2 separate regions of the Homo sapiens genome follow, and region 1 is linked to region 2. Evidence: chromatin loops called from intact Hi-C (ENCODE). Cell type or tissue: A673. All regions are shown on one strand. Links, peaks and the distances in the headings refer to the core of each region. The heading gives the core; the rest is flanking DNA. Region 1 overlaps SPATA8-AS1 (SPATA8 antisense RNA 1). Region 2 has its middle 43 kb from the start of SPATA8.

Region 1 (16,313 bases), core at 4,786-12,785, 59 kb after region 2:
AGAGAACCCTAGAGTCATCAAGGCAGCCATAGTAAAAGACTGCAAGGCCTGGCAATCTCTTTAATGGAAATGCCTTTGGAGATATTTGGCCTGTCCTCAGAGTAGCACATGGCAATGAAACAGGCTCTCACTCCCCGGGGGCGCAGAGGTTTCCAAGATTGTGGTCTTGGGTGACTGAAATACAGTGCTTGGATCAGGAACTCTGCTATTTCCAGGTGGAGAGTAGAAAACCAAGAGAAGGGAAGTGATGGATCAGGAATTTGTCCCTCATGGACTATCCCTTTCCTGTCTGTGGAGCCTTCCAGGAAGGAAGGAAGGCGGCAATGAGAACACCAGCAAGGAAGGAAGGCGGCAATGAGAACAATCTGGCTAATGAGGTTAAACTCAAACAACAGATCTGGTGAAGGAGGTTCCTTTGCCCTCCCTGGAACGTCCATAGGCCTTTCTTTCTTCATGGTACCTATCTTGTCATGCTGTAGACAATTAAAATTTTTAACGTAGACCAACACAGACGCATCCTGCATCCTGCTCTTGAAGGATATGCAGGATGTCCTGCAGCAAGGCAAAGTATGGAAAGCAAGAGCAGAGAAGAGCAGCAGAGTCCTGAAGAAAACAGACATGGAGTGCAGGGGAGGTTAGGGGAAGGGACAGGACAGGAGGGGAAGGAAGCGGGGGAGGGAAAGGGAATAGAAGGGGGATGTGGGGTCTGGGGAGTCAGAGCTGGGTCAAGGGCATGGGGATCCAGGAACCTTTGTCCAGGAATGCATACCTTGGTCCAGTCTTGCTCTGGAAAGAGAACTGTGATGGAAATGAAAGACCATGATGGTCAGAGGCACTCGGAAACAGGTCACTGTCTGACTTGCCTGTTCCCTCTTCTGATCTTCAGCATAAGTTTCTGAGGGAGAGGAACTCCATGTAGAATGAGCTTCGATAAGGCTGCCTAAGAGGAGAGGAAAGGAAAATAGGGCGTTTTGCCAAAGGGAGGGGCTGGGACTTGCTCCCAGTTAGCCCTCTGACAGCTTGCACTTTGGAGTGTGTGTAGGTTGGAGGCAAGGGGGTGCGGCAGAGAGAGGGCTGTGGTTAGGGGAGAGGCTAGTGGTTAAAGGAATTCAAGTCCTTGTGAGGCCAGCTACTAGGCTTCCATCCTCCAGGCTGTTCCCTTGAGGTCTTCATCCCTATCTGGTTCTAAGCCAAGCCATATCCCAGATTCGGCATTGAAGAGAATTTAGATTGACCCAAGCCCACAAACTCTCCCTTCAAAATAGGCACTCCCAAAACTAAAGGGGCCCTATTGTCCCCAGGAAGAACAATAACAATCAGGGCCAAACTTTGAGTTTTTTTCACTCCTGGAAGGGATGTATATCCATACAGGAAGGAGGGTGAACTGCCTGCCCCAAGGTAGGAGGAAGAATGGCTTTCTAACAAAAGCTTGAGCATAACCTCATTTTTATGCTATAGGAAATTATCAAATGACCTATTATTAAAGATTCTTTTAGAAAGACAAGGCAAAATCTGGCTGTTAAGAATGCCTTGCCTAGCACATTGGGAGGCCAAGGTGGGCGGATTGCTTGAGCTCAGGAGTTCAGTACCAGACTGGGCAACATGGTGAAACCCTGTCTCTACTAAAATATGAAAAAAATATATATATATATATACACACACACATAAATATATATACATATACACATATATATACATATACACACATATATACATATATACATATATACACATATATACATTTATATATATACATATATACATATATATAGAGAGAGAGAGTTGGGCGTGGTGGCGTGCGCCTATAGTCCCAGCTACTCGGGAGGCTGAGGCAGGGGAATTGCTTAAACCTGGGAGGTGGGGGTTGCAGTGAGCTGAGATTGCGCCACTGCACTCCAGACTGGGTGACAGAGTGAGACCATCTCCAAAAAAAATAAGAGTGCCTTGCTCTGGTGGTCTGAACCAGTCATCACCCTTTTTATCTCATTATTCTCTTTCCTTGGGATTACTCCCCATCTTCCTGTTTCTTGGCTTTGATCACTCCCAATTCATTCCCAGACGACTCATTAGGACTGATTCTTGTGTCAGGAGACTTTACTCATGCTGAGCCCTGAGTTCCCTGGGAAACCCACATCTCTTTCCTAATAGGACTTTGTGTTGCAAATGAGAATGCCTGTTTTGAAATGAGCATTTGCGGACTCTGTTCTTTTTCACAAGCATTTTTTTAATCTATAAATTTAATATGTATCTTTTATTTTTTTCATTAAGGGCTCAAAGGACTTGTCTTGATCTGTAGTTTTGGCTACACCTGCTTGGGAAAGTGTAGTCTGGGAATTCCTGCCGCCACTAACTCACTGATTTCCACTTGCCTGAGATCTATTAGGATTCCTCCATTGCAGATGTTCTGACACACTGAAGCTATGCCTTACCTGACAAGCTAATACCCAATTCCTTCTAGAACTCATGGATTTATATTTCTGTTCTCTCCCCACTCTTGTCCAGACCTTTACATCCTGGATTCTTTACCATTTCTGCCCCCAGGACTCTTGGATATTGCATTGTCACTCATATCCATAAAACACGTTAGGAACTGGACATTAATATGTTAATGTTATTCAAAACACATCCATGGAAGCTCAAGTGCAAGGCATATACTCTAATAAGTCTTGGGGATTCAAAAATGAATGAGAAACCATGTCTTTTCCTCTAAAAAGCAATCTTGTAAAATCGCGTCCAGAAGCTTCCAAGACATTAGAGGTGACGTTGAGTTTGTAAGCTAACATAGGGAGTCAATTTCTTGGATGGCAAATGGAAAAAATCCTTGAAGCCTCTAGTCTGTGAATGGCTGGGGTTGGGCTTAAGAAGTTCCTGGGAAGAAGCTTGCTGACAGTGTAGATACTCCCTGGACTGAGTCAGCCTTTCTGGATGTGATTCTAATAATGGGGTCCACAGTTGGAGAGGGAAACCCCATTATCAGAGTTCCCAGCTAGAAGAAGACAGACAGCCAGTGGGGCGAGTGTCAGAAGGTTTGTTTTCATGTCTGTTAACCAAATGGTGGCTACTGGAAAAGTGAAAAAAGAGTGATCAAGGAAAAGGCAAGGCCAGAACGGACCTGAGGAATGAAACACCACCTCCAGGGCACAAGGTCCCCCAGCCCGGAAGCTGCTTGCTGATGTCCAACTCCACCCCTGCCTTCTAACCCTGCCGTAGCCATCCCAGTGTCCTGTTCTTCCTATGAAAGAAAAAGTCAAATGGATGAGCCACAATGTCCCTACTAGGGAAAGAGAATCTGCAGGGTAGGGAGAGAGATAGCTATATAGAAAGATACAAAGAGATACATAAAAAGAACAAGGCATAGAAATAAACTAACAAAGAGTGACAGCAGCAGAAAAATAACAAAAGAACTGGTTGCTTCCCCTAGGAGAAAATCCAGAGTGCAGAGCAGTGATGAGGGGATTGGAGGCAAGCAACAGATAGAGAATGCCAGCAGAAGGCAGAAACAGAGGTGTCCATGTCACAGACCTGGAGGGATTCAGAGAGGGCAAAGGGCAGAAGCGGGACTTTAGCCATAATATTCTGTCCCAGTGAGCCCACCATCTGTCCCTAGCATGCTCATGCTTCTCCCCACACATTCACAGCTCCTGCACAAAGACAAAACCACAGAGGAAAGCACTCAGAAAGGAGCAGGATGAGGGAATGCAAAGAAAAGGCAAATGAGGGAAGCGTTGAAAGATACAGGTAAGAGAGAAGGGGTTCTGACCTTTGGGGTGGAGGCCAGAAAGATGCCCAAAAGGCTGAAATGTGCCCCACAATCATCACAAACCCCACCTCCAGGCAGGCTCCTGGTACACAAGGAAGCAAAGGAGTAAAAAGTATGAATCGCCTGGGGCCACTGAAATATCCCCGGAAAATTTCTCTCTTCAGCTTTTGAAATAAGTTATTCTAACTCAGAGCTGAAGACTCTTAAAATTCTTTTGGGTACTATCCAAAGTCTAGGTCCCCATCATTGCCCCTTGCCCTACTTAAGGCAGGAGGAGGTGTCTGGTATCCACTAGACACCATCCAGTAAAGTGCTCTTGAACTCAGGAACTTGTCTCATCTTAGTACAGTGAGGGAGTGAGGTGCTTGCTTCATTTGCAATCACTGGCCTTTGGCCTGGTGTGAGGTCCTAATCCTGTGCTCTGGAGCGGAGAGCCAAGCCTCTGTGCTCATCCCAACAGAACCTCTTCCGGTGGCAGCAGGGAGGGAGGGGAGACAGTTGAAGTTAGAAGATGCTTTGCTGTATTCACCAAGTCTTCAAAACAAGAGCACTGAAGTGCTGGGGACTGTTTCTCCTTGACTTTTTAGCCTTGATACAATGGCCACAAAGAAGAGCTCTTCACAATAGAAGCTTGTTATGTTTGCTTTGCCATCATCCACCATAAAGCCTGGAATACAACCTTCTTCCCTTTTCAGTAAACATCTACTGAGTAAATCACACGAAGGTATCTGCTTTCTCAGGAATTTTACTAAACTACGGTTTGATGGTAAACTCAACTTCAGAGGGCTTCAACTGTAGCTTGAACCAGGTTTCTTCATGAGAAGATATGGGTGAGAGAGAGGGGAACCACAAAAAAACCTGCATCATAATTCAGGTCAAAGCCCTAGGACCAAGTGTAAAAGCTAGGCCCAGATTTTCCTTCAGCTGGTACCTGGAATTGGTCTTGATCTGTTTATTGTAGGAGACACGTTCCATTGTAGGTCCCAGAGCAGTGCAGGCACAGAGTTGTAGAAAACCCACAGCAGTCTCAGACTTTTAGAGAAACTGCTCCAGCTTTAGGGTTCATGTCCTAAAAAAAAAAACAACAACAAAACAAAACAAAACAAAACAAAAAAAACACCAGTCCCAGTGCTCATCTACTCGTTTCTCTCCTTTGTCTTCAGATTTTCTTATCCTTCCTTCATGCTTTAGTTGGCTTTCTGCTGACTTACTTAATAGATACATGAAAACACTTGAGAACTCTTTATCTAAATTCATTGATGAAAATCACTTTACTTGGCAAATATTTATTGAGCTTTATCTTATATTGAACTCCTAGTAGTGTTGAGAACTCAAATTCAATTGAGAATTTGTTTTCCCCCACTGAGAATGTCACTGTTGAGAAGGGAAGGGCGGACTGTGGGAAAGGAGGCTGGAGTCAGTCAGGGAGCAGAGTGTCCTTTAAGGAGTCATCCTATGGGAATTTGCAAATCACAGTGGGGTTCGAGAAGGTCACAGTGGGTAACTTCTTTCTATTCCCAGTTGGAGAATAAAGAGCCAGATGGTCAGGATGATGAACAGGGAACTCCCCTTTAGATGTCATTCTTCTCATGGCAAGTGATGGCAGTGGTAGAGGCAGAGGCTGGGGCATGTGAGAAAGTGGGAAAATGAGATTTCCACATGGTTTTTGAAGGAGGGTGATCCTGGTTGAACCAGTTGCCTCTAGGGTGGCAAAACGGTGCCCTGTCCCTTGCCTTCTATTCTCACATTGCCCTGTTGACAAAAATGGCCAAACTCCATAAAATAGTTGAAGAGATTTATTCTGAACCAAATAGGAGTAACCATGGCCCATGACACAGCCCTCAGGAGGTCCTAAGAACATGTGACCAAGGTGGTCAGGGTACAGCTGGGTTTTATATATTTTTAAGGAGGCATGAGACATCAGTCAAATACATTTAAGAAATACATTGGTTTGGTTCAGAAAGTTGGGACAACTCAAAGCAGGGGCTTCTAGGCTATAGGTAAATTTAAATATTTTCTGGTTGACAATTGGTTGAGTTTGTCTGAAGACCTGGGATCAATGGAAAGGAATGTTCAGGTTAAGGTAAAGGATCGTGGAGACCAAGTTTTATTGTGCAGAGGAATCTTGCAGGTAGCAGACTTCAGAGATAGAGAGCAGATTGTAAAATGTTTTTTTATCAGACCTAAAAGGGTGCCTGGCTCTTAGTTGATTATCTCCTGGATCTTGAAAGAAAGGAAGGAAAACAAAGGGGAAAGGGGATTTTCTATAGAATGTGGATTTTTTCCCACAAGAGACTTCGCAGGGCAATTTCAAGGTATAGCAAGAAAATATATTTTGGGGTAAAATACTTTGATTTTCTTCCTTGTTACTCCAGAGTCAAATTGGAAAGTAAGTCATGATATACAGGGTCAAATAAAACCCATCTGATGAGATTTATGGCTTATAGGGCATGACTCCCCAGACCCCTTAGGATAGGAATTTGGGCAAGGTAAAAAAAAATGAGAGCTTTGTCTTCAGTCCCTTTGGCCATTCAGGCTCCAATCATCCCTTTCTGTCTAAAAATTATATTAGATGAATAAAATAAGAGGCAAGCAGACAAACTAGGAAGAAGGAAATGGGGGAGACAGAGAAGTCAATTTTTTTCAGATGTCTAGAAAGACAATGTAAAGGTATGTTGACCATAAAAAGAGAGCAACACAGAAAAAGAAAACTAAAGATGCAGCAGGAAAAAAAGCAATGCAGGGAAATGTGATTTGATGGCAGAGGCCCAAAAAGGGAGGCTCCCGGACAGATGGAGGAAGAAGCACAGACATGAAGGTGGTGGTACTGTCGGCCATGCCAGGCCACTCTCTTCCCCTGAAGGCAGTGCCTGGGGCAGCTTTATTCCTTGGTTCCTAGAAAGGGACATGAAATGTGATTTGACAGAGAAGGTACATCCAGAGAACATATAGGGGGCAGATGAGGAAGCTGTCACAAGAGCATGAAGGATCTGAAGGTCCAAAGTATGCCCACCACTTCCTCACTTCACCTGAACCCCAACCTATTTCTGTACCTTCACCCCAGCTGTAGATGAATCATGGGCCTGACCCAACTGAGCTGAAGGTAATAAAGAGAAGAAAGAAAGGTGATATGCTGGGGGCTCAGACTGTGGCATGCTGTGTCCGAGCCTCCACTTCCCTTCCTTATCACAGTCTAATTTGATTTCATTAACACTGCCCCTTATCTGGGGGCAGCATTTGGGGAGCTGACAACCAGAAACTCATCCTTTCCTCTTAGGGGTGGTTGCTGGGAGGGGTTGGGGTGGGGAAAGTAACAGAAAGCATCAAGAATATGCCTGTTGGATCAGGGTTCATGCCCTTGTTAACACACTCAAGACTATTAAACAAATGTAAGAATCCCTCTCTGTCACCAAGATAAAGCTCAAGCTCTTTATATACATGTCATGCATAACAAGATATATAAAAAGGTTTCTTGTTTTGTTTTCACTGTGGTTTAACAAGCCAAGAAAGAAAAATAGATGGAAAATTTCTCCTATCTTTTAAAGTAAGGAACTTGACTTAGAAAGGAGGCAGCCATTAATACCAATTTTGTGAACCTTAGTTCAGCACTGATATGAATGGTCTAAAAATGTTGGAAGTCTGGAAAAGAAAAAAGACTTTTCTGGAGAAATGTCTTGAAGTGGGGGAGCATTTTTGGTATTCCTTGCTGGGAGAGAGGAGTGTATCCCCCATGAACTCACACTGAAGAATGGCCACAAAGAATGCTGGTGGATCTGTCCCTTGAATTTTGCCGGGCACGATGCCTTGATATCTGACCCCAGGGGAAGAAGTGGAGGCTCAGGCTGAGGCTGCCAGGCAGAGAAAGACTTGGTTTCCATGGGGGCTGGCCGTGCCTCTATGGAAAAGGAGTAGAGCCGGTGTGATTTGCTATGTGGCACTGACCAGACCTGCCACTCAAGGGGAAGCCCTGTCCAGGAGCCGTTTTTAAATCCCATCCAGGAGAGTTTCTAGGAAGCAAGTGTTGCGGGTAGGGAGGGAGGAGTGTTTGACTGTAAAAGAAGAGGCAATTGCTGACCTTGGGATGTGATTTACCCACGGCTGGGAGGGTGCAGTTAGACGTGGTCAGGGCACCAATCTGAGGTATACTTAGCGCCCTGGTAAGGGTCAGCCCTGAGCATGTACCACAGCCAGATCAGGGGCAAACTAATCCACTTCCCCATTCCTCAATGCTGGGGTCCACAGTAAGGCCAGCAGGGATGAGGAGAAAGAAGCAAAGCTCAAAACTGCAAACCACACCCTCATCTCCCACTGTGAGTACCCGCCTTAGCCACTACTCAAGAGAGGGAAAACGCTCTAAATGAAGTTCACAGTGTTGACTCTTGCACAGGACTTGGTATTCTAGTTACTGAAATAGATCTGTCTTATGACTAAACTGACTCCAGGACTCGTTATTACCTGAAAGTTTCTGGAAAAATTCTGGAACTGGCCCAGAATTTCACCCAAAGGAGGGAAGGCAAGAAATTGCATCACAGGGAAGATTTTACCTCCTCAGTTCTTCTTGGAGATTCGGTGGGGGGCATTTGGGTCTTGTAAGTGGTCAGTGGAAATTTCCTTTATCACTTGCCCTGGGCTTTAGTCTCACAGCAGCATGTGTTAAGGAAACACTTGGAGTTTTCTGAAAGGCTACTTTTCTCTCTGTGTTGACCTAGCCACGTATTTATGGCTCTGCTAAAATAGACATCTTGCCACCGTTCTTCTCACTCCTTTGGAATGAGATCCTCTGGAATGCGCCCTAGGCTTGACTTTCTTCTGAAAGTCTTCCGGAATTTCCCCTGGGCCAGGAGAGACTCACTCCAAAGACTCCCCTGGCACCCCTGATTATCTCTGTGGTTGGGAACTCATCACTTCCTTGTCTTTGGTTTCTCCCAAAACGCTGTAAATTCCTTGAGAGCAGGGACTTTACCTGTTCACTCATCCATTCCCAGGGGTTAGAAAACACGGCTTATTGTAGATGCTCAGTTAATGTTTGTTGAATCAATGCATGAAGGCCCCAGGGGGAGATGGCTTCAGGGTGGCTGGACCCCAGGAGATGGCTTTAGGGAAGCTACACCCTGGGGGTCTAGGATCCTGGCTTCCAGTGCCCATCACCAGTGAACTGTGCCTATTATAGACATTAGAACAGTAGTGTTCACTGTGATCAAAGACCAGAGTTTGTATAGTCTCTGAAACATTTGGCAAGAGGAACAGAAAAAAGAGGGCGCCCTCAAATAAGTGATGATAAATTTTGCTTATGCCAAAAGGGATGGGAACTCAGAGGCAGATTTTATTTTTTTTAAAAAGGGAAGAAAAAAGAAGTAAATAATGTTGCATCACTTGAATCTGTGTATTTTTGTGGAGTAAGAATTTTAACTGCTAAACCTGCTATACTTGCAATGTCTTTAGTGAGTGGTTGTACTCAGAATTTTTCTAAAAATGTCTTTTCAGCTCTGCTGAAGAGACTTAATACAAATTAAAGCTCTGTTGGCTTCAGGGATCTCAGAAATCCTCTGTGACTACTTACTAAGTCAGGACCATGGAGGGGGATCCAGTAAGCAGGAAATCACGTCAGAGACAAGCTATGAAAATTTGGGCGAGGACCTGACATAGAATTAAAAGATGCCTTTCGTAGGTGCGTTAAGAAAAATTAACTCATTTGTAAACATTCATTGAAGCAATAATGTAGTAAGTTCAGGAAAAATTTCTAGTAAGCAAAACATGGCTCATGGGCAACATTTGGAGGAAACAACGATGATTATGGTCATTATTAGACATCCAAACGGCAAGACAATGGCTAAACTTAGTATAAACCAAAGTCCCCGAGGGCAGTAGTAACAACAGAATGCCTCCAATGAGTGTTTCAATAGGCTTTGCAAAATACTGAGTGTCATTGTATGTATGTGAGGCCCTTAATAAATATCCTTTAGTGGTAGGGGAAATGGGCCAGAAATGTTCAGCAGCATTAAGAAGAGTATTCGTTCATTTTGAGATGACTTCTCAAAGCTGCAAACTAGCCAGTTGTGAGCTTGCATTTGAGTGCATGTGATCCTGCTCTTTTGGTGAAAAATTGTAGCCCTGTTTTGTTAAATTGCAGTCTCCAGGGTTTCGGTTCCTACTATGAACCTAGAGAACAGGCCAGAAGCATGTTGCACAAGGCTTCCGTTTTCACTGTCCAGTGACTGGTATCCAAATTCCCAGATTTTCGCAGTAAACTTCACTCAGTCTTGTTATAATTGTTATCTGTAAACATTTTTATTCAGAATGTTCTTAAATGAACTCAGGGAAAGCTGTGCATTAAATAGACATTTAACAGATGGTCAAGAGAGTAGTATTCTGAAATTTGGTAAAACTGCACTAATGATATTTATATACTACACTGGAGAAAACAAAACAAACCAAATTAAAATCCAATATTCGTATATTTTAAATTATCATTACTGTCCATAAAACTATTTGAAATAATAATTTCTTGTTAGTTTTAAAAATGAAAAAATATTATTTTATATAAATCCTCCAAATCCCAAATCTTCAAAATCCAACAGGATATATATTGAAAAGAGTTATAATTTCTTTAAGTTATTAAGAAATTGAGATATCTCATGAATAATATAATTTAAAAATCTATTGGCTAGTAAGTACTGGCAAAGTGAATATTTAACCAATCTTCTGAAAAAAATTAAATAATACAAGCACTTAAAAGTCTAAGATTCTAAGACAATGAATCATTTTGAATTGGCCAAATGCATCATAATTTTTCCAGAAGCTTGTTCAAATTTTATTTCCCATTCTTAGAAAAATACAGAAGATAAAGCTGGGTATAGTGGCACATACTTGAAGTCCCAGCTGTTTGGGAGGCTGAGGCAGGAGGATCGCTTGAGTGTGTGAGTTCAAGGCTGCAGTGAGGTATGATGGTGATACTGTACTCCAGCCTGAGCAACAGAGCAAGACAGGAATCTCAAAAACAAACAAACAAAAAAGATTAGACTTTATGGGATGACACAAAGAAAATCATCATCCCATCTTCAATTAATGTTGAACAGTGTCTTAAATAGTGCAGAATGAATGAATTTTATGGGAGTCAGTGTTTCCTAGTTTGAAAGTCTGATTATTTTCTGTCCTAAAGGAACATGTTAGAGGGGGTCTCCAGAGTTGCTGAAACCCTTACTCCATATATTGCAAGAAAACTCCTCGAGTGTAGTTTCTGTGTCTGATGAGTATCTCTCTGCAGCACACAGCCAAGGGCCTGGACCATAGAAAATATCCAGAACTGAGGACTTCTCCTGCCAAGCCCAGGGAGTCTGAATGTGAGTCCAAGGCTGGCAGCTTTGTATGACTTCAACCATCACACATATATTGTGAGAGAGAAAATGAGGCTTTGTGTCTCTTATGCCTCTGATTTTTAGAAACGGGTCTGGGCAGTGTCAAAGAGTAAAACAGCCTTTGCGCATCTTAACCACAGGTGTTTGCCTTGGCCTCAATTAACACTGCACTGAATCACCCAACTGAGAGTTTGCAGTCACTGGGCTAGACTCCCAGAGACCGACTCAGGCTGTCCTCAGGCCGCGTGAAAGCCTAGAGATATCTTGGTCAGCAGCTTCGCTGGGACTCCAAACTCGAGAAGGGGAATCAAGCAAGGCACTTTGGCATCACCAGTGTGAAGAATCTCCAGCAGGGGAGGCAACAGAGGTAGCAACATTGTGGCCACGGTTGTGTAGAATGCATTGCATCCAGCACACTGGCACATACATGCTTAAACCACACACTTGTGTGCGTGTCCCTGCACCAGGGGCAAAGCTCATCCCTAGTTTATGAGTAGTGCCTGACAACTGGCCCCTGTCCTTGGCCAGTCCCAAGCCCGTACGGGCAACAGGGCACGTGTTTTTGAGCCTCTCTCCCTCCTTTCAGCCCTCTCCAGGTGTCTTTGGGAAGGATTCTTGGAGCTTCCCCCTGTCGAACTCGTCTAGGATCTCCATGGGCGAGCGCGGCTGGCGGCTGGCTAGCCTGGGCGGCCTGAGAGCGGAGCAGGCTCTGGGCGGGGCTCCCGAGGGTCTTGGCGCGCTGGCCGCCACCCACCCTGAGGCCGGAGGGGGGCGGGGGTCACCAAAGGCGGCGGGCCCGTCGTGCGGGGCTGCAGGGATGCACCCTCTCTCCCCTATTTTTTTTCATTGGCCGGTTATTTGCATATTTCAATAATCTTTGCAGACATTCCATTGACAGCAGTATGTCAATCATACAGGTAGATCAATGAAGACCTAGGTCAACAATAGATGTCTATATAAACGTCTGAAATAGCAAAAGTTGCTGCTTATAATGTTTGCATTCATGTTGTGGTAGAAAGTCCATTAACCAGAATAATTTTTCAGAAAACTTCCATATATTAAATTGGATGGATTATTTAAGGAGTGTTAAAAGTTTTTTAAAATAATAGAATACAATAATATGTATCTATATAACCACAGCTTGGGAGAGTCTTTTCCATGCATGAAGCAATTGAAGAAATCTTAAAGAAAAATCTTGGTTAATTCTATCCCACAAAACTGCTAAAAGTTATAAAAGCTTAATTTATGGTGAGAAAAATACCAAAAATATTAAATTTATATTTTCTGTTCTATTGAAGCAATTAGAACAAATGCAATTTTAAAATATTTTAACCAATTTATGAGTATAAACTCTTGAACTGATTAAGAATGGATCATAAAATAAATTTACATTCATGATACAGTTTTAGAGTGAGAATGTAAAATGAGATATTGAAGGCGTGTTTTCTAATAATGAACCTCAATGAGGCTTAAGAGAGTGAAATAATATCCTTTGGATTAATGTTTAATCGAAACTAATATTTACTGCTCTAGTGCATTCAAGAGAGCCTGTTACTAGGTTTTTGAATGTATGATTGTGTTTCAGAACCAATTTAAAATAACTAGATGAGTGACTTTAGAGAAAATGACAATAAGGTTGTATAGAAATAGATATTTCTTTCGAGGTTTTACTTTAGAAAATTTGAAAAAGTAATTTCTATTCTGCCACAGTTGTGTGATCCTCTCTGCATATAAAATGGTATTTCCTCACTTATAAACCCCAAACTCTTCTACAGTGAAGGTAATACACGTTTAGAATGAACACTGGGATGTGCTTAAAATACTCCCTTGAGATGCTGGTTGCTTTCCAGAGGGCAGTTCTCTGCCTCATTGAATGGTGGATTCACTGGTTGGAGTGCGTGTTTTCTTTTTTGATAGACACAAAACCCACATACTTTGAAAATCTTCTGTGTTAAATGTTCTGTTCAAATAAGAGACTTATCCCAGAAACAAGAGGGTCCTGGCCACAGCCATTCATTACATAAAAAGGAAAAGAAAGTAGACATTTTAGGTACCTTTATCCTTGCTTCCTAATTGGCTACCTAGGCTTGCCAGGTACGGCAGAAAGATAATCAGACTTTCTTTTTACAGGATATTAAAGATGAGAAAGGCCTTGGAGATGATCAAATCCAATCCCTTTATTTTCTAAAGAAACTGAGGCTCGGAATAATTGACCTGACAGATAGAAACTGATGGAAAATTTTAGTTCTGTTACTTACTTGCTGTGAGACCATTTTGAAAATAGACATCATATCCTGTTTTAATTACCCTAGACTTCAGAAATAAGCATTCCAAGATAAACCTATCTGTATCTGGGGGAATAAGAGTAGGCTCAGTTGACAGAAGACAATAGGAAAAGTAACACATAAAGATGTCACCAGAAGACAAAGCTCTGGATTTAAGATTTGGAAGTTGGAAAAACTCTTGGAAGCTTAGCAAAATTGTATATAACCAGGCCCATATGAAATGGAGTGCTGTTGCAAGTTACTGTGCTGAGGAAGTTGAGGCTCTAAGACCAAAATGTTGGCAAATGGCTTGGATTTGGAATAATGAAGAAGAGAGGCCAAGAGCCAATCCTAAAGTAATGACAGGAAGTTGGTGGGTGTCCCAGAGAGAGGTCACTTCTGGTAAGGAGCATAGGGAGAGAATGGAGGCAGAGGAGTCCTGTAAACTAAAATCCAGTGATTTGGGAATAAAATGAGCCTCCCAGTTTGTTTGAATAAAGTACTTGAATCCAAACCAACATTTTCTTGCTCCCAATGCATATATCAGGATAAAACATTTTGACACATCGTAAAATGCATATAATTCATAGATACAATACTTTACACAAGAATATAACACATCATATTGTTCAGATACTCATATGCCTAGTGCTAGGCATTCAAAAATATTTGTTGAATAAATGAAAACTCCCAGCTCTGCCACTTACTTAATTAACCACAAAAAAAATTGTGTCGTCAGTAAAATGGATATGGTGATACACACCTCGTGGAGTGAGATAATATACATGAAGTACCCGGAACATATTAAGCATTTGATAAATAATAGCTGTTATTGTTGTTTTAAGTATGGGTCAAACATTGTTGTAAATGCTTTATAAGAATTTAAAATTTATACCACAGAAAACATTTTCTATGTCCTGTGAGAAATATGTATGTTTTGTATTTTAAAGAGAAAAATGTGTTTAAATAACCAGTCAAGTGTCTGATACACATCATCTTGACTGTATATTAGATTAATTCATCTATAATTAATATGTTAGTCATTTCCAAGACCAATGTAGTTGTCTACCACTTCCTAGCACACCTGGGCTGCACAAATATGTGGGTCTGATATAATGTCAGAAATGCAGGAAGCTATATGAGATTCCAGCCCTCTATTTTTCCAAGTGTAAAAGAACTTATGAATCAAGAGCCGAATAAAAAACATAGTACTCTTTCTGATAATCTGTCAACAAATTTGCAATCATGTCAGGCATGTTATATGATTACGAATTGCTCAATGCTATTATGAAAAGTATTTTCAACAAGTGAAACTTCTGGAGTTCTCTGCAGTTCTGGGATCAAACCTCAGTGCCTTGTCCTAACGTCCCATTAGGACAGAAGTGCCCTTCCTGAGAGTATGGCAGCATAATGACATTCTAGCACCTGGACCGATTACACTGCTCTCCCTGAAGTAGTGGATTCTTTCATCAGCAGGAGAGAGAAGGGTGAATTGTATAAAGTGGAGCCTGACAGTGTGTATTTTATTCTTTAAAATAAAAAAATTAAGAACATAAAAAACTGTTTTCCTTTATCTCTTCTTTTCAGAATGGGGCAATGGTATCACCAGGGTTTGGAAACTCAGAACTAGATCAAATCTCAACTCTTATCTTTTCACGGCTGATGCTGAGAATGTTTGGCTTTAGGGACTTGCATTTTATCTTCTGTCAAATAGGGAGAGTGCTACCTTTTCAGCTAAAATTAAAGTAATACGAACACATTTGAAAATATTAGGGATGATCAACTATTAATTTCCCCTCTTCTCTTTCATTCTACTCTGGTTTTTTTTTTAGAAAAGCAGAAGTTGAAACAGTGTTACTAGCTAAGTCCACAGCAGGATAAACTGATGATGTAAATTTTGTGGGCTCAGAAAACTGAGCCCACAAAATTTGGCAAGGATGCTAAATTTCATCTTTTTGTAGCAAATCTTAGTCAAGATTAATAAGACAAATAGAGGATCATGCACAGTTTAATCTCATAAAACTCAGATGTTGACATTTTCAAATTGTTATCATGAAACTCAGGAGAACCATAAATACGATCACCAATAATGACTTCACTTGGGATGTTCAGGTGGAAACAAAACACTGTTGAGGGCACAACTGGTGATCCAAAGACTTCTAGAATGGTCATGACCTAAGATTCCTGCAGATTGAGGCACACTGTGTAATATGGTTGTATTTACCATAGAACTGGATGAGTGCTAAGTTGTAAGGTCAGGTTGTGCCTTTGTTAATCAGAAACACTACATTGCCATCCCCATTTCCATGCTTTGTGTGTTTCTAAATACAAGGGTCAGGTTTACATATGTTAGTCCCAAACAAGGTGAAAACATAATTAGCAGCAAAATAGAAAATTTTAATAAAACCCACAAAACATAAGAGAGCCAATGATTCTTAACAAATAAGAAATGGTTTGCTGGAAATCTCTTGTTATTCCTTAAGTACAGGAATATGCAAGCTAATAATGAAATTTCTTCTTTTGATGAAAACTGTAAAGGTTTACATTTCATATTGGAGATCACTGAATTGATATGGTTAACTCTTCTTTTTTTTTTTTTTTTTTTGAGACGGAGTCTCGCTCTGTCACCCAGGCTGGAATGCAGTGGCAAGCTCCGCCTCCCCAGTTCACACCATTCTCCTGCCTCAGCCTCCTGAGTAGCTGGGACTACAGGCACCCGCCACCACGCCAGGCTAATTGTTTGCATTTTTTAGTAGAGACGGGGTTTCACCGTGTTAGCCAGAATGGTCTCTATCTCCTGACCTCGTGATCTGCCTGCCTCAGCCTCCCAAAGTGCTGGGATTACAGGCGTGAGGCACCACGCCCGGACGACTCTTCTTTTTATGTAGATAATAGATCTAAAGTTTTTGAAATCCTGTATAAACAAGCTTCCTT
Region 2 (16,313 bases), core at 3,235-11,234:
CAAAATGGCGGCAAGGAGGAACCTAAACTTTTAATCCAATGGAGGCAGACAGATGATAAATGCAGTAAATAAGTAAATTTTGAGTTTCTCGGAGGGATAAAATTGCTTTAAGATAAGAAGGATGGGGCATGCATTGGTTAGCTTGTAATTTAGTTATCAAGGGAAGGAAAAGTCCAGGTATTGAGGACAGCAAACACAAAAAGCCTTGATGCAGGGGTGGGTCTGGTGGGGTTCATGGAATAGTAGACTGATTTTTCCCTTCAAGTAGGTAAGAAAGAATAATAGACCTTTGTGGGTTTCTGGCTATTTCTTGACAAAAGCAAGCCTTATTGGTGCATTTGCTTTAAAGACATCTGAATTATTCTACCAGATAAAAAAACAAGAAGGGCCTACAATCTGCCCCGTACACAGATGACACTAGAAAGGAGTCAGGCCTGCTGCAGGCTGAGGGTGGGAATTTTTCATGGCAGAGATGAAAAGTCGGAACAAATCATTAAGGCTTAACTCCAAGAGAGAAGGCCACAAAGGAGCTGTCTTAAAAGAATGACGGAGGCACAGCTAAAGGAGAAATGTGAGCGTACCCAAATGTAGACAGGAAGCTCAAAAATCAGTAAACTTTGCATTTGGTAAAGGCAAATGGCATTGTAAGGATTTGAGAGATAACCTTTCTGTCTCCTAATGCATGATTTCCTTATTCTAAATTATTCCATGTTACGGAAAAATGGAACTAAGGAAAGGAACTAATGAGTGCTATATAGGCAGAAACCCCATTTCTTGAACGCAGTTCCTGTTTTAATCTCTTTTCACCTCTTCCTCCAATTATAGATGTAGTTTCCTTTTAACAGTATTGGGAAAGTAGTTGAAAGTGTCAAAAATCAAGAGAAAGGTGAGATGAGCTGAGGTTGCTTCTCTGAGAAACGTCTCCACAAGCTGCCATTTTGATGAGGAAACTGGTGACTCATTAGAACGTCTCTTCTATATGATGGCAGACAGGCTGGTTTGCTGACTACAGGGATAAACACAAATGACAACATTTCACCACGTTAATAGACAATAGAGTCACGGGCCAATTGGAGATCAGCTCATTTCAATGCAGAAAATGATTACACATGCAAACAAACAAAAAGTAAGACAGGTAAACTCCTTGGCATGTAATACAGCTCTGGATTATTCAATGTAATGATTTGGGGAGTGCAAATGCTATGACTTCTTAATCCATGCATGGATTTTTATACATGGATGTATGTTCATGTAAATATATAGTGTTAAGCAGGAGATCATGTTTCACACAGTCCTTCTCCTCTTCCTTCCTCTTCTGCAATAGTGGATAAAATTAGATTATTTGAGAAAATGATATTAGCACTCATCCAAAATATGGGTATGGAAATGTAAATAATAATGTATGCGACCAGAATTTGTAACCTTGAAACAGTACAGGTTTTGGTTGAGAAGATAATACATCAAACTGCCTTAAAACTCCCACCACTTTGCCCCAGGAAAGTTGATTAAAAAAGATTTTGGATTTTTTTTGAGTCAAGTGGGTAAACTCAGAGATATCTGTAAAGCTCTCTGTCCTGAATTCCTTAGCAAGGTGAGAATCAGACCTCCAAGGACCTGGGGTAACCTGTCTCATACTACCTGCCAAAAAGTGTTAATTTCCTGATCACTGAATATGTCTAAGTGAATTCTTTATTTTATTTTATTTTATTTTATTTTATTTTATTTTATTTTATTTTTTCAGATGGAGTTTCCCTCTTCTGTCACCCAGGCTGGAGTGCTGGAGTGCAGTGGCACAATTTCGGTTCACTGAAACCTCTGCCTCCCAGACTCAAGTGTCCTCCTGCTTCAGCCTCCAGAGTAGCTGGGACTACAGGAGTGCACCACCATGCCTGACTAATTTTTGTCACAATTTAAAGACATTAGAAATGTATTTATGTCACCTGAGAACTAGCTTTTTCTGGCTGCAGATATGTTAGCTTGCTCAACTCCTAGATTTCCAGAATAAACTCTTAATTTCCTCTTTAGCTAAATGATAGTGTAGTTCAGAGGGTATGTTAGATGACCAATGAATGCTTTTTACATCTTAGCACTATTTAGCCACTGCCTTGCCAACCACAACCCAAACTCCAGATTCAGGCCTACCGTCTTTTCTTGACGCTCTTCTAGAGAGAGAAGAAAATGTTATTGATCCACAACTTTGGGGAAGATAAGCATGAGGCAGAGTCAGCTTGGAATTGAGTGAGTCCTGTGAAGGTTTTCCATCTCAGATGCCTAACAGGGCCTTCACACATGAAAATTATTAAGTTTCACAATTATGTGTTAGTTTAAGCAAATACTTGGAAGGCAATTCACAAGTGTATTTAGGCCTCTTTATAAGAGGGATTGCTATGCACAGGGGGATTTAAAAAACACCAGCTTTACTGGGCTAGTTTCTTGTGTAACGATTGTAATATATTACATTTGCATATATTTTAAAGCCAGCAAAACTCTTTCACAAATGGCTTGTCATTGCCAAGCATGTGTTAGAAATGATTGAGAACTCTACAAAGTGAATTAAAAGTGCAAAAATGCTACATATTTTTATCATGAAAAATGAAACCAAATGTTTTAAAAGCCGAATATTTTAGGACAATATATGGTAATAATCAATCAATGGTTTCAGCCTTAGTTTTACTACTGGTCTACTTTGGGCTTAAAGTTGACGTCTCATTGCATTGAAAATTATTTGATAAGAGAAAATAAAATACATTTTACCAACATGAAAGGGTACCAATAACAAGAAAATTGTGGACAGGTGCGGTGATTCACGCCTGCAATCCTAGCACTTTGGGAGGCCGATGCAGGTGTATTACCTGAGCTCAGGAGATCAAGACCAGCCTGGGCAACATGGTGAAACCCCGTCTCTACTAAAATACAAAAAATTAGCTGGGTGTGGTGGTAGGCACCTGTAATCCCAGCTACTCTGGAGGCTGAAACAGGAGAATCACTTGAACCCAGGAGGTGGAGATTGAAGTGAGCCGAGATCACGCCATTGCACTCCAGCCTGGGCGACTGAGCAAGACTCAGTCTCAAAGAAAAGAAAAGAAAAGAAAAGAAAATTGTAAGGAGTTTTCTCAATTAATAACCCAAATAAGAGAATTCTTTCCATGTATCAATCATGATACTAAGCACTTTACACACATGTATGTTATGTAATCATTATATCATGCATGCAAGGTAATGAGTATTATTTTCCTCATTTTATAAAAGAGGAAACTGATGTTTGAGGCTACTTTGCTTAAGACCACAGAACTAGCAAAGGAAAAGAGAAGTGAATGTATCCCTGATCCCCTTTAACACTTCTTACACAGCCTCCCCACAATGTCCAGTATTAACTTCATAAATGAGCCATACCACCAATATGAGAAAATAAGAAATGTCCACATGTGCCAATTATTCATGTATGATCTCTTAGCTCCTTCTATATTTTGCCCTGTAATGTTGGCATTGAGACGCTGTGAACTGCCTTTCCAAGATTCCTTTCTTAGCTGGCTTTTTGATGGATTCTGTCAATATGAGGCACTACAGGAAAATTGGAATGAGAGAGACGACAGAAGGGACTTCTGACAGCTACCATTGTAGTACCAGTTGAGCTTCCTGGCAGCAGTTATTTCCAGCCTCCAGCTTCTTCAGGCATTCTCAGAACCAGTGTTATCAAACCTTCTCCAAGGTATCAGCACCAACTAGTCATGCTCAGTGGGGCTCCTCGTCCAAGCTCCTTGTTCTTGAAGTTCAACACTTCTCTTTGTTCACTCAGCCCTAGAAGTGATTGATGGCTCCGTTCGTTATCTTGGTTTCTTCGGTGTTCTTTTCTTCTCTTTTTCTTTTCTTTTTGCCTCCTCCTACTACAAAACCTGTACAGCCAATTTCAATAAGCTCTATTCAAATATTTGGTTTGGTTTCTCTTTTCCTGTAAGACCCTGGAAAAAACAGTACTTGGTACCATGAATAAGACACTCAAAGGAGATATTCTAGGATTGATTTGGTTATGTCTTTGCACATGAGCACAGCCAGTGAAAAATAGGATACTGCTGATCCCTGTCATGCAGTGACAGTGGGATGAATTAAATTATCATCTTTGTTTGCATAGAGTGAAGCACCTTTTGAAGCAAGTGCTTTGGAAGACCAAGTAGCTGATGTGCTTACTGTTATTATAGTAATAATGACCACAAGAATTACATGGTGGGTTGGCTGCTTTCAAATGCATGGAAGAGTTTACAAGAAAAAAAAAACAACAAGTCCTGTGTTGTAAAGCAACAGCTCAAGTAAGGGCCAGACAACCAGTAAAGTTATTACAGTACAAATACCCAAGAGAGGTTGGAATTATTTTCTTCCTCATGATGGTAAAGCAAAAATATTACCACTCAGGGAATTATAGGAATCACTGTCATTAAGAAATATTTGAAAGATACAGATAGATTCCTACCTCTATTTAGATTCCTAAATAGAGACAGGAAATAGAGATCCCTATCTCTATTTAACTCTGTCACTGGGCCAGAGCAAAAGGATATTGGAGAATAATGGTGGATTTTAATTAATGTTATAAGGTTAACCAATTATAGCAGTTGCTCCAGATATTAATTATTTATCAGGGTAAGCCAATACATCTCCCAACACCTGACACTTTTTTTTCTCTATACCAATTTGTAAGGACCACCAGAAGCAGTTTGCTTTCACTTGTTAGGAGCAACAGTACACCTTTACTGTCTTGTCTCAAGGCTATGTCAGATATCTTACTCTTTGACATAATCTAGTTCACAGAGGTCTCGATCATAAGCATATCCCACAAAACATCATGCTGTTCCTCTTCATTGATGGCAACATGCTGATTGGACCTCATGAGCAGGAAGTAGCAAGTACCCTAAACAATGTATTAAGACACATGTATGTCAGAGAGTAAGAATGAAATACCCAAAAAATTCACAGTCCTGCCACCTTGGTGAATTTCAGGGCATCCAATGATTTGGAATATAATAGAATATCCCTTTAAGTGAAAGATACTTGCTATGCTTCACACTGCATGGTAGGCTCTTTGGATTTTAGGGGCAATGTAGACCCATTTGGGTGTGCTAATACAACCCATTTATTAATTTAACTATAAAGTGACCAGGGCTTAGTGAGACCCAGGGGAAAATGTAGCATTTCATCATCCAGTGTGCAATTCTGTTCATTCATCCTTGTGACTCAGAAGATGCTTGGGTACTCCTTGTATCTGATAAACAGGCATGTTGTGTGGCGCATCTTACAAGCTACAATAGAGAGATCACAGTGAAGATCCACAGAGATGCAGCTAAAAAATATATATATGATACCCTCTTTGGCAGACATCTATTCTCATTTGGAGAAACAGCTTTTATATTTTGCTGGGCTCTTATATAGCCTGAAAGCCTAATCATGAGACATCAAATGATGACGTAGCTTGAGATTGTTGTCATAAAACTGGTGTTCTAAAAACGGGTGTCCTTGGTCAGGCGCGGTGGCTCAAACCTATAATCCCAGCACTTTGGGAGGCCGAGGCAGGTGGATCACCTGAGGTCAGGAGTTCAGGACCAGCCTGGCCAACATTGTGAAACCCCATCTTTACTAAAAATACAAAAATTAGCCGGGTGTGGTGGCACGTGCCTATAGTCCCAGCTACTCTGGAGGCTAAGGCAGGAGAATTGCTTGAACCTGGGAGGCAGAGGTTGCAGTGAGCTGAGATCGAGCCACTGCACTCCAGCCTGTGCGTCAGAGTGAGACTCTGTCTCAAAACAAACAAACAAAACCTGGTATTACTATAAAGCTTCATGTACACAACAGCAATTCCATCATCATTCCACCATCAGGTGAGAACTGTAGATAAGATATATACCTTGAGCGGATCTGAAAGCTACGTGTCAGGATCTCGGGCTCATAGCTCACCTCTACCTGCTTCATTGCCTCCTCTTACTCAATCCGTGCCTCTGACCTCATGACAAAATGTTACTGGGAAGGAAAAAATCTTGGGCCTGACTTACAAATGTTCCCGCACAACATGTTTGCACCTACCAGAAGTGGTTTTAGTACTGCAGGTACAAATAGGGAAGTGCCTGAAAGAAAATCCTCGCAGTGGACAGAACTTTAAACTGTGCATTTGGTGATCCACTTTATCTGGACTGAAAAATGGTCAAGGATGTAGGTATATGTTAATTCGTGGGCATCAGATTAGCTAAATGACCAAAAATTTGCAAGGGAAAAGATTGATAGTAAGGAAGTCTGGGGAGAGGCTTATAGATGAAGCTCTTAGAATGGACACAGAGTTTAGAGATTGTTTGGTCTTGTGTGAATTTCTACTACATGGCATTCTTTGCAGAATAGGCTCCCAATCATCAAATAGAAAAAAACTAAAAATTTCGTGGACAAAGGCCAACCCTCCTCACCAGGAATACCTAATTAACTATCATGGTATTCCACCTAACATTGCTTCTAACCAAGAGACACATTTGTCAACAAATACAAAAAGAGCCTTAGTGGCCTCATGGACACAGAATTAGCTAATCTTCTCCATCACTCAGAAGCAACTGGTCTGATAAAATGGTGGAGTATCCTACAGAAATCTCAGTTGGGAGACAACACCCTGAAAAAATGTATAGGATGTATAGAAGACTTCATTTATAAGATGCAATATACTTTCTTGAATAGTAACCAATGTAAGATGCAGTTTCTCCCATAGCCCAAGTACAGGAATTGCAGAATCAAGAGGTGAAAATAGAAATGATTTCTCCATTACTTCTAAAAAAAATCCACTTACAGAAACTCTCCTGCCTTTTAAACTTTGCTTAACTAAAGGTGTTTTTCCCTAAAAGAGGTATGTTCCCAGTAAGCAACACAACAGTTTTATTGAATTGGAATTTGAGACTGTAACTGGGCCAATTTGGGTTTTTAATGTCAATCAAACAGGCAAGGACGAGGCCATTTCTACTGGCTGAAGTGATTTCCATGATTGTCAAGAAGAAGTTGGATTGTTACAATGCAATGAGGGAACAAAGGGTGTCTGGAAGTCAGGAAATACTCTGACATGCTTCTTAGTACTTCAATGTCCAGTAGTAAAAGTTAATTGAAAATTATAACAACTACATAAATACAGTACCACCACTGAAGCTGCCTGTGGAGAAAGGCAACATGAAATGGGTAGTGGAAGAATGATGTTATAAAGACTAACAACTGCTTTGTAACCAATTACAGCAAAAGAACTGTAGCAGCTTAGCAAGTTGTTTCTGTACAATTTTATATTCATGTTATATATTCATATGAGTCAACTAATTCTACCTTCCACCTCTTCTCTTACCATTTTCTGAGTTTCTGTCTCCAAGTTACAAATCAAGTAGGAAGTTAAGACTGCACTGGGGCTAGGCGTGGTGTCTCACACCTGTAATCCCAGCACTTTGGGATACCGAGGCGGGCAGATCACTTGAAGTCAGGAGTTCGAGACCAGCCTGGCCAGCATGGTGAAGCCCCTTCTCTACCAAAAATACAAAAAAAAAAAATTAGGCGGACGTGGTGGCAGGCACCTGTAATCCCAGCTTCTTGGGAGACTGAGGCAAGAGAATCGCTTGAACCAAGAAGGCGTAGATTGCAGTGAGCCGAGATCATGCCACTGCACTCCAGCCTGGGCCACAGAGCAAGACTCAGTCTCAAAAACAAAACAAAACAAAACAAAACACTATATTGGAACAGGAAAAAATATCTTCTAGATATGAGTTCAGTGACTTCCATGAGGTAGGTACCATCACTATTAGGATTTTGAATGTCTGCTTGTGGGGGCATGGATGGAAACACCTTTGTTTGCAGGAGAGACTGTCTTCCTATTAGAGCAAAGCATAAAATTGTTACTGTTGCATGGTGGTTCAAACCCATGTAGAAGGGTGAGTATTGGTCCTGAGTGTCCAAAGCGGTGACCATGCTAGTTATTTGTCTATTGTCACTCAGTTACAAATCTAAGCTCCTATATTCTGCTATGTGATAATAGGGCTGAGACTGGAAAAATTACATTTTGCTGATACCTTTAATGCTGAATTTGTCCTCAGTTCTGACAACAGGAAGCTCTAGATGGAGAATGGGACATGGACGTCAAAGAAAAATCGCTTTCTCCCTTCCCTTTTTTTCTTTAACTTTTCTTTTTGCTTTTTGGCTGTTTACTATCATCATCCCTGCAGCACTGGCGGTTAGACATTTGCCCCAGCAGCAGCGGTTGGCTCCAGCCTCCAGCTTTCTTTCCCCACCTTAGAAGCAGCAGCAGAAGCAGGATGGTAAGCCCTGCAGAGTTTTGAGCACTATATTCCGAGCACTATATTCAGAGAGCTCTTGTGCTCTGTAGTTAATGTTTTTTTTTTTTTTTTTTTTTTTTGAGACAGAGTCTCACTCTGTCACCCAGGCTGGAATGCAGTGGCATGATCTCAGCTCACCACAGCCTCCGCCTCCTGGGTTCAAGCGATTCTCCTGCCTCAGCCTCCCAAGTAGCTGGGATTACAGGTGCCCACCACCACACCCAGCTAATTTTTATATTTTTAGTGGAGACGAGATTTCACCATGTTGGCCAGGCTGGTCTCAAGCTCCTGACCTCAGGTGATTCACCTGCCTCCACCTCCCAAAATGCTGGGATTGCAGGTCTGAACCACCCTGCCCAGCCTGTAGTTATCTTTTTTAGTAGGCTAAAATATTGTCTTTTTGTTCTTTTGGCCCTCAAATATTTCCCTATATTAAACAATTCACTTATATCTTTAAACTTATATCTTTTAAAATACCTCAGGTAGTTTTTCTCTTTCTGATTTGATCCTGACTCATAAATGACAGATAAAACATGTTGCTATTTGGGTTTTTTGGTGTATATATAGAAATATTTAGCAGTATTTAAGAATTACCTTTAGAAGTCCTTTCTTTGTTCTAGTAAATCTCTCATGTTAAGTGGTTAGGTGAAAGTCATAGACCCAAATTGAATAGGTGAAAAATGTTGGAACACTCAAAGTAAGATTTCCTTCATCCATTAGGAAAGACTGGTAAGACACAAATGGAGTGAGTATTTTATTACATGTGCTTGGAGATGTCAATGGTTTACAAGATGTGGCTTGCAAACTCCTGATGGTTTCCAAGACATCTTCACTGGGTTTGTGAGTTCACACCAATTCTCATAATAATACCAAGACATTATTTGCCATTTTCACCATGTTATCATTTGCATTCATTTTGCAAAATAAATGGAGCATAAAACTGCTGGTGCTGTTGCTTGAAACAAGGCCATGGCACCAGCCTCAACTTGCCTGTATTCTTCACCACCACACACTCTTTGATAAAAAAGAAATGACCATCTTACTTAAGAAAGTCCTTGAAAGAGCAGTAAATATGTTTACTTTTACAAAAGTTTGGCCCACACATAGAGATTTTTTTTTTTTAATTTCTATTCAACAGAATAGGCAGTATGTACCAAGCACTTGTGAAGTCTGTCAAATGGTTGTCACGAGAAAACGCACTGGTGTTTGAGTTGCATTTCATAAAGTACTATTTTTAATTAAGATAATTACTGACAGACAAAACATAGTTTTTTGTCTTAAGTATTTGGCAAACCTTTTTTAGAAATTAATTGTGTCATCCTATCCCTTCAATAAGAGCCATTGACAGTTTTTGTTACCAGGAAAAGTTGAGCTATCAAGCAAATATGAGAACTTTGAAAAACTTGGGTCCACTTCCACAAGCATGACAGCTTCTCAAAACTTAAAGACTTTGTTGATGTCAATGGTAATGTTAATGAATGTGGGTTTTTAAATATTTTATGATAAAATATGTCAACATTTAGAGTACCCACATAACTTAGTGAGCTAATATTTTATAAATAGTCACTGCATAATATAAAATTATACGTGGATAAAACATCCATTCAAAGTGCAAGATTCAAATAATTTTAATGTAACCAGAGCTTATTAATGTTTGTTAATATAGTTTATGATTGTACTTTGCAATTAATCTTTTAAACTACCATTTGTTGAGTTTTGGTGTAATATCAAAGAAGAACATCCACTACTATTTGAAAGAATTATTAAAATGCTTCTCCCTCATCCAGCTAAATGTATGTGTAATGCTAAGTGTTCTTTATATAGTTCAACAAAAGAACATATCACAATAGATTGATTTTAAAGGCAGATATGAAATCCCAGTTGCCTTCTACTAAGCCAGACATGAAGGAGATGTGTAAAAATTACCAATATGCCACTTTTGTTATTATTTTTGTTTTTTCATTATAAGTGTTGTGTATTTTAACATGTAATGGGTTTCATATTATTATTTTAAAGTTACTTTTAAACATTTAAAGTAATTATCAGTTTTAACTTCTAATCTGGTAAATATATATATATGTGTATATATGTATGTACATATATGTATATTATTAGCCAGGCGTGGTGGCAGGCACCTGTATCCCAGCTACCTGGGAGGTTGAGGCAGGAGAATCACTTGAAACCAGAAGGCAGAGGTTGCAGTGAGCCAAGATCACGCCACTGCACTCCAGCCGGGGCAACAAGAGTAAAACTTTGTCTCAAAGAAAACGAAAAGAAAAGCAATTCCTGTTGATTGATGGATAGTACTACTGCCCAGTTTAAATAAGTATTTATATTTAAATACTTATTAAATAAGTATTTATATTTAAATACTTATTAAATAAGTATTTATATTTAAATACTTATTTAATAAGTATTTATATTTAAATTTATTAAATTTATTAAATACTTATATATTTAAATACTTATTAAATAAGTATTTATTAAATACTTATATATTTAAATACTTATTAAATAAGTATTTAATAAATACTTATTTAATAAGTATTTATATTTATATTGTATTTATATTGTCATGAAAAAAACAATCAAATAGCTCAGCAGTTCTCAAACTTTTGGTCTCAGGTTCTTTTTCCCACTCTTAAAAGTTTTGAAAATTCCAGAAAGCTTTTTTTGTTAGAGTTATATATATATATATATATAGTATATAGTGTGTATATATATAGTATATAGTATATATATAGTATATAGTATATATATAGTTTATTTTATATATATAGTATATAGTGTATATATATAGTATATAGTATATATAGTATACTATATGTATAGTATATAGTATATATAGTATACTATATGTATAGTATATAGTATATATAGTATACTATATGTATAGTATATAGTATATATAGTATACTATATGTATAGTATATAGTATATATAGTATACTATATGTATACTATATAGTGTATATATACACTATATATGTGTGTACATATATACTATATATAGTATACATATAGTGTATGTATGTATGTACATATATAGTATATATGTATATATGTACATACATATTGTTAGAGTTATATATAGTGTATATATGTACGTACATATATACGATATGTATGTACATACATATATATTTTATATATATTATATATATATATATATATAATATATATAAATTCTAACAAAGAAAAGCTTTCTGGAATTTTCAATAACTTTTAAGAGTGGAAAAAATATCCTGAGACCAAAAGTTTGAGAACTGCTGAGCTATTTGATCGTTTTTTTTTCCTGGCAATATAAATATAAATATAAATACTTATTTAAACTGGGCAGTAGTACTATCCATCAATCAATAGGAATTGCTTTTCTTTTCTTTTTTTTTAGACAAAGTTTCGCTCTTGTTGCCCAGGCTGGAGTGCAGTGGCACGATCTTGGCTCACTGCAACCTCTGCCTTCTGGTTTCAAGTGATTCTCCTGCCTCAGCCTCCCGAGTAGCTGGGATACAGGTGCCTGCCACCACGTCCAGGTAATTTTTGTATTTTTAGTAGAGATGGGGTTTCACAGGAATCATTTTTCATTAATCCCTGGCCAAATTTAGAAGTTAATATTCAACTTGAAGATGAAATGCTGTGAGACTCAAGCAAAGTTTATAAACTGCAAGAATCCTGAAGTTGTCTGATAAGATTTTGTTGTTCATCGGTATGCATTTTTATATGCAGTGGTTTGCTTTCAAAGATCTCTTTAGAGTAGAGGTTTTTGTTTTATCACCATAGCTTTTTTGGTTCACATATGCATATGATTTCATTTGTACTGGCTCTGGAGTCCCTGGTTTGTCTTCTGAGTTATTTAAAAATCAGGCTGATCGCATTATAGACATATTGCAATCCACAGTTTAAAAGAGACCAGCACAAAAGGAAATTTCCTTCCCAGTATTATGAAGTCACTCTACAGCCAGGAGTTCAAATAAATACTCTGTCTATCTTTAAAGAAGTTCCAGTAATTATTGCAATCCAACCAAACTGTGAATTCACCTCTAAAAATAGCCTTTTGGGTGGCTGTATTAGTTAAGATAAAGCAATCCTTGCACATGTATATGTTCAAGGCTAACGAGAAGTGCCATCTGTAGAACTGGGATATTTTCACACTCCTCTCTATTATACAAAACAATAAACCCTCTCCAGCTGATTTCTCTCATTGTGAAATGCAAATTGCCTATAAAAGTCCTCAGGGTGTGAGAAGACACTTATCAAACAGACATTACACATGCATTCATAGAAACTATGCAGCCTCAAACTCTATTTTAGATGCATTAAGAACCAGAAAACATAGGTGCGAACCTGTTCACGGTAGCTATAATAATTATGGCCTGAAGTAGCTATGTTGGTTAAGATATGTAGATTACTGCTCCCACTAACTTTTGATCTACTACACACCTGCCTCCTACCAAGAAAGGTAAAATCTTCAGAACCAAAGAAAATGAAACAAAACACATTATATGTGAGATTTAAAAGACTCCTTTAAATGATGAATCTGGCTTTTACCAGTAAGCTAAATTTTACATGTGACATATTCAATATTATTCATACTTGGCTTATTGCTTATTGGAGATGTGTGCATTTTCTTGTGTGATAAATGTACTGTTGGTAACAGGTAATGCAAGTTCTATGGAGTTATTAAACTTGAAGAATCCAAGTAAACTTACATCCAGAAATTGCCTGGTGCCCATGGTACATAAATAGCCAAACAGAAAAAGAAAAGAAGCAGAAGCAGAAGAAGAAAGAATTGTGTTTTACAGAAAAGTATTCAGTCCTGAGTTTGTAAAGGAAGAGAAAAAAAGTCTTCAAAGGAATTGGAATAGAATTTCAACTGAAAAATACAATTAAAATATTAAAGTTTTAAAAATATAAAATTACCTGAGGATGTTCTAAGAGAAGAAATCTTGGAAATCAACAGGTTAACTTGTGATGCATTTTTATATTTCTCATGATGCCTAGGTCTTAGATATTACAGGCAAATACCAAAACACCAAATTATATTTTTATTTCCTAAAATAAATGAATGAATGTCTTAAAGTAAATGAATGAATATCTTTAAACAATAAAAATAGAGACACTTTTTAAGCATAAACTGAAAAAAAAATCTTGTTTAGATAAAACATCTGAATTCTGCTTTCTGAGGGAAATATTATGCATAATTATTTCCCATTATGGGATTTCATTTGTTTTCAAAGGACCAATTCTAAAATTTGAATTTGCATACCAGCAAGCTAAATTTTTTACAAATCTCACCCTGAAATTCAAGTCCCTTGTTCTACCAGGGAAGCAATTAAGGTCCAATCATTTTTAATGCATCATAAATAATCTTCACACTTGCTGTTAAGTTAATTAATATAATCAGTACAACCAAATGCATCAAAATGAAGCTTATTTTGCAAACATGCAAAACGTTCTGCCTCATTGCCCAACTACCAAGATTAAATGACATTTTGCTAACAACTTTTTCCAAAGTGAGTCCAAATTTCATCTTTTAAAAGGGATCACCAGAAATAATACAACTATGTTGATATATATTCAGAATGACTAGCCAGTGGAAGTGTTGGTGATGGTGTCTCGTCCACCCCATTACACCTAAGTGCACTGAGATTCATTCAAGTTAGAGGATTTGATTTTTTTAAATACATGATAAACAACAACATCATTAAGGCATTATAATATGTCTTCATTTGTACCTCATTTTTTTCCAATAAGGATTTGAGACTGTTTACAAACACTCATCTAGCAAGAGAGATACAGATGTTCTTTGACTTATGATGGGGTTACAGACTGATAAACCCATCATAGGTTGAGAATATACTAAGAAATGAAAAGCATTTAATATAACTTGCCTACCAAACATCACAGCTTAGCGTAGCCTTCCTTAAACATGCTCAGAACACTTACATTAGCCTACAGGTGGGCAAAATAATTTAATACAAAGCCTATTTTATAATGAAGTATTGAGTATATCATGTAATTTATTGAAGACTGTACTGAAATTTAAAGCCACAATGGTTATATGGGTATTTGAAGTATGGTTTCTACTGAACACATATCGCTTTTAAACCGTCTTAAAGTCAAAAAATTCTGAGTCCAACCATCTTAAGTCGGGGACCATCTGTATAAGCAAGTCAGAAAATAAGAACAAAAGGGGTATAATCCCCACCACAGCCAGACTTACTAAACATCTGCAGAACAAACTAACACACTAGAATTTTGAGACTTAATGCTACATCTCCCAATGTGGCAGCATTTGTACCTACCTATCAGTCTTCCTAATCATTGTGACCTCCAGCCTAATTCACATGTTAGTATTTGCCAAGCTGGAAGTTCTTTCACAGGGAGATGAACAACCTGGAACATTTAGATCTCAGAAGGCATCCCCATCTTATCCATAAAAGTTCCTACCCCTTCATTATCCTCAGATTTCCTTTCTGATGGCCCAGACCCTCATATGGCCTCAACTCATGTCACCCCATCCTCATCCACTGTAAACCATTATGATTTCCTTGATATTGAGTCTTTCCCCAGGATATAGCCTATTCAGGTAACCTCACCAGATAAGTCAATAAATTACTTTATTCTTCAGTTTTATCTGCCCATCTGTGTGGTATCTGCAAATTAGTAATCAAGAAACCATTTTACAGTAATCGCAAGTGGTTCCATTTCCTCCAACTCTCAGACGTGTTGAAACACGCCCTCCAACAAGATAAATTTCCTTTCCATGGAGTAGAGGCAGAGACAGAATTTCTAAGAACAGATAGCAACATGGTGAAGAATGACGGCCTTTCTCTCCTGATACCTACATAGTAATAATAATAATGATTGTGTAGCTACCAAAAGCAACTATACCAGGAGAGGAAAATGTACTCCTATCAAAAACTCAAAAGGTGAAGTGATGAGAAGAGGTAGAAGTTTCTAGTGCAATTTGAGAAAGATGGCTGTGGTGCCTATCAATTTGGCTCCCAGAAATGCTACCAAAATATTGTATTGTATACTTTTGCAATTTTGTACTTTAGCTAAAACAGAAGAGACTGTAGACTGTGGGTATGTCTTTCCCTGTCGATTTCATTTACCTGAAAAGGGGAAAAAGATCCTTGGAAGGGATGAAAACAGGAAACAGTTCCCTGGAGTGAAATTAAGCAAGTAAACAACTGGGACTAACTCTGAAAAACCCATAGGCTCAGAGCTCCACACTTCCCTGATGAAGTGATCTGAATTATATCCAATTATATCCCAGCCCCACTTGCTAGCTGCAATAACCCTGGTACCAGAAAGTCAAAAAAATTCAGAAAGGAATACAGAGCCTAATTCTGAAAGCAAAGCCCCAGCTTTCAGCTTTACTTAAGGGACGTGGCTTTTCCTTCTCCCTGAACCTATCCTCGATTAGTCTATGGAAAACTTAGCACAGAGAAAATAAACATGAATCAGAGAAGATTAGAAGTGAGTCCAAGGGTATTCACCCATGCTATATCAGAGCAAGTAGAAATCCAGAGAGAGCCTCATTCTACCAACATGATAAAAATAAATGACATGGAAATATGCACGCATTCTACTGAAAAAAAGAGAGAGAAGAAAATGGAAACTTCCACGTAGGAGGCAAATGTAGAACCCAGTCTATAAAACAGTTGACAAAATGCACAGTAGACAATTTTCTACTACTGTTTGATGCAATAGAAAAACAACAATAATATAAATTCAATTAAACTGGAGCTCAACACTTAAATGATAAAATAACAATGAGATGTAAGGAGGGCTTCTGAGTAAAATTAACTGAAGACTAAAATTACACCATTAATAAATGAATGAATAAATTTTCAAAATGAAAGAAGAGAATGAACACTGATGAATGGCAGGCATAAAGGAAAGGTTGAGGATACTGTAATAAAGACAGAAGATACTAAAATTTTAGCAATAAGATAATAAGTATGGAAGACAAAAAAATATA

The links. Hi-C counts contacts between places; a loop is a spot of excess contacts. Peaks named below come from ENCODE experiments on the same cell type or tissue, not always from the same donor. Only the 100,000 strongest peaks of a DNase experiment are listed, where the experiment ranks them.
Region 1: a loop joins it to region 2, with 2.1 times the contacts of the local background. A loop is called at or near these places in 2 of 110 quality-filtered maps.

What each region holds. Positions count from the first base shown.
Region 1 is chr15:96,760,171-96,776,483 of GRCh38, reverse strand. SPATA8-AS1 (SPATA8 antisense RNA 1) reads left to right here. Exons shown (of 4, transcript NR_102753.1): 3 at 3,639-3,738; 4 at 4,348-4,479. Among named protein-coding and RNA genes, the nearest start is that of SPATA8-AS1, 15 kb to the left of the region's middle. In A673, for the core only: no CTCF peak of the experiment used is centred there; no DNase peak of the experiment used is centred there.
Region 2 is chr15:96,817,797-96,834,109 of GRCh38, reverse strand. No RefSeq gene overlaps it. Among named protein-coding and RNA genes, the nearest start is that of SPATA8, 43 kb to the right of the region's middle. In A673, for the core only: no CTCF peak of the experiment used is centred there; a DNase peak (open chromatin) is centred at 7,079.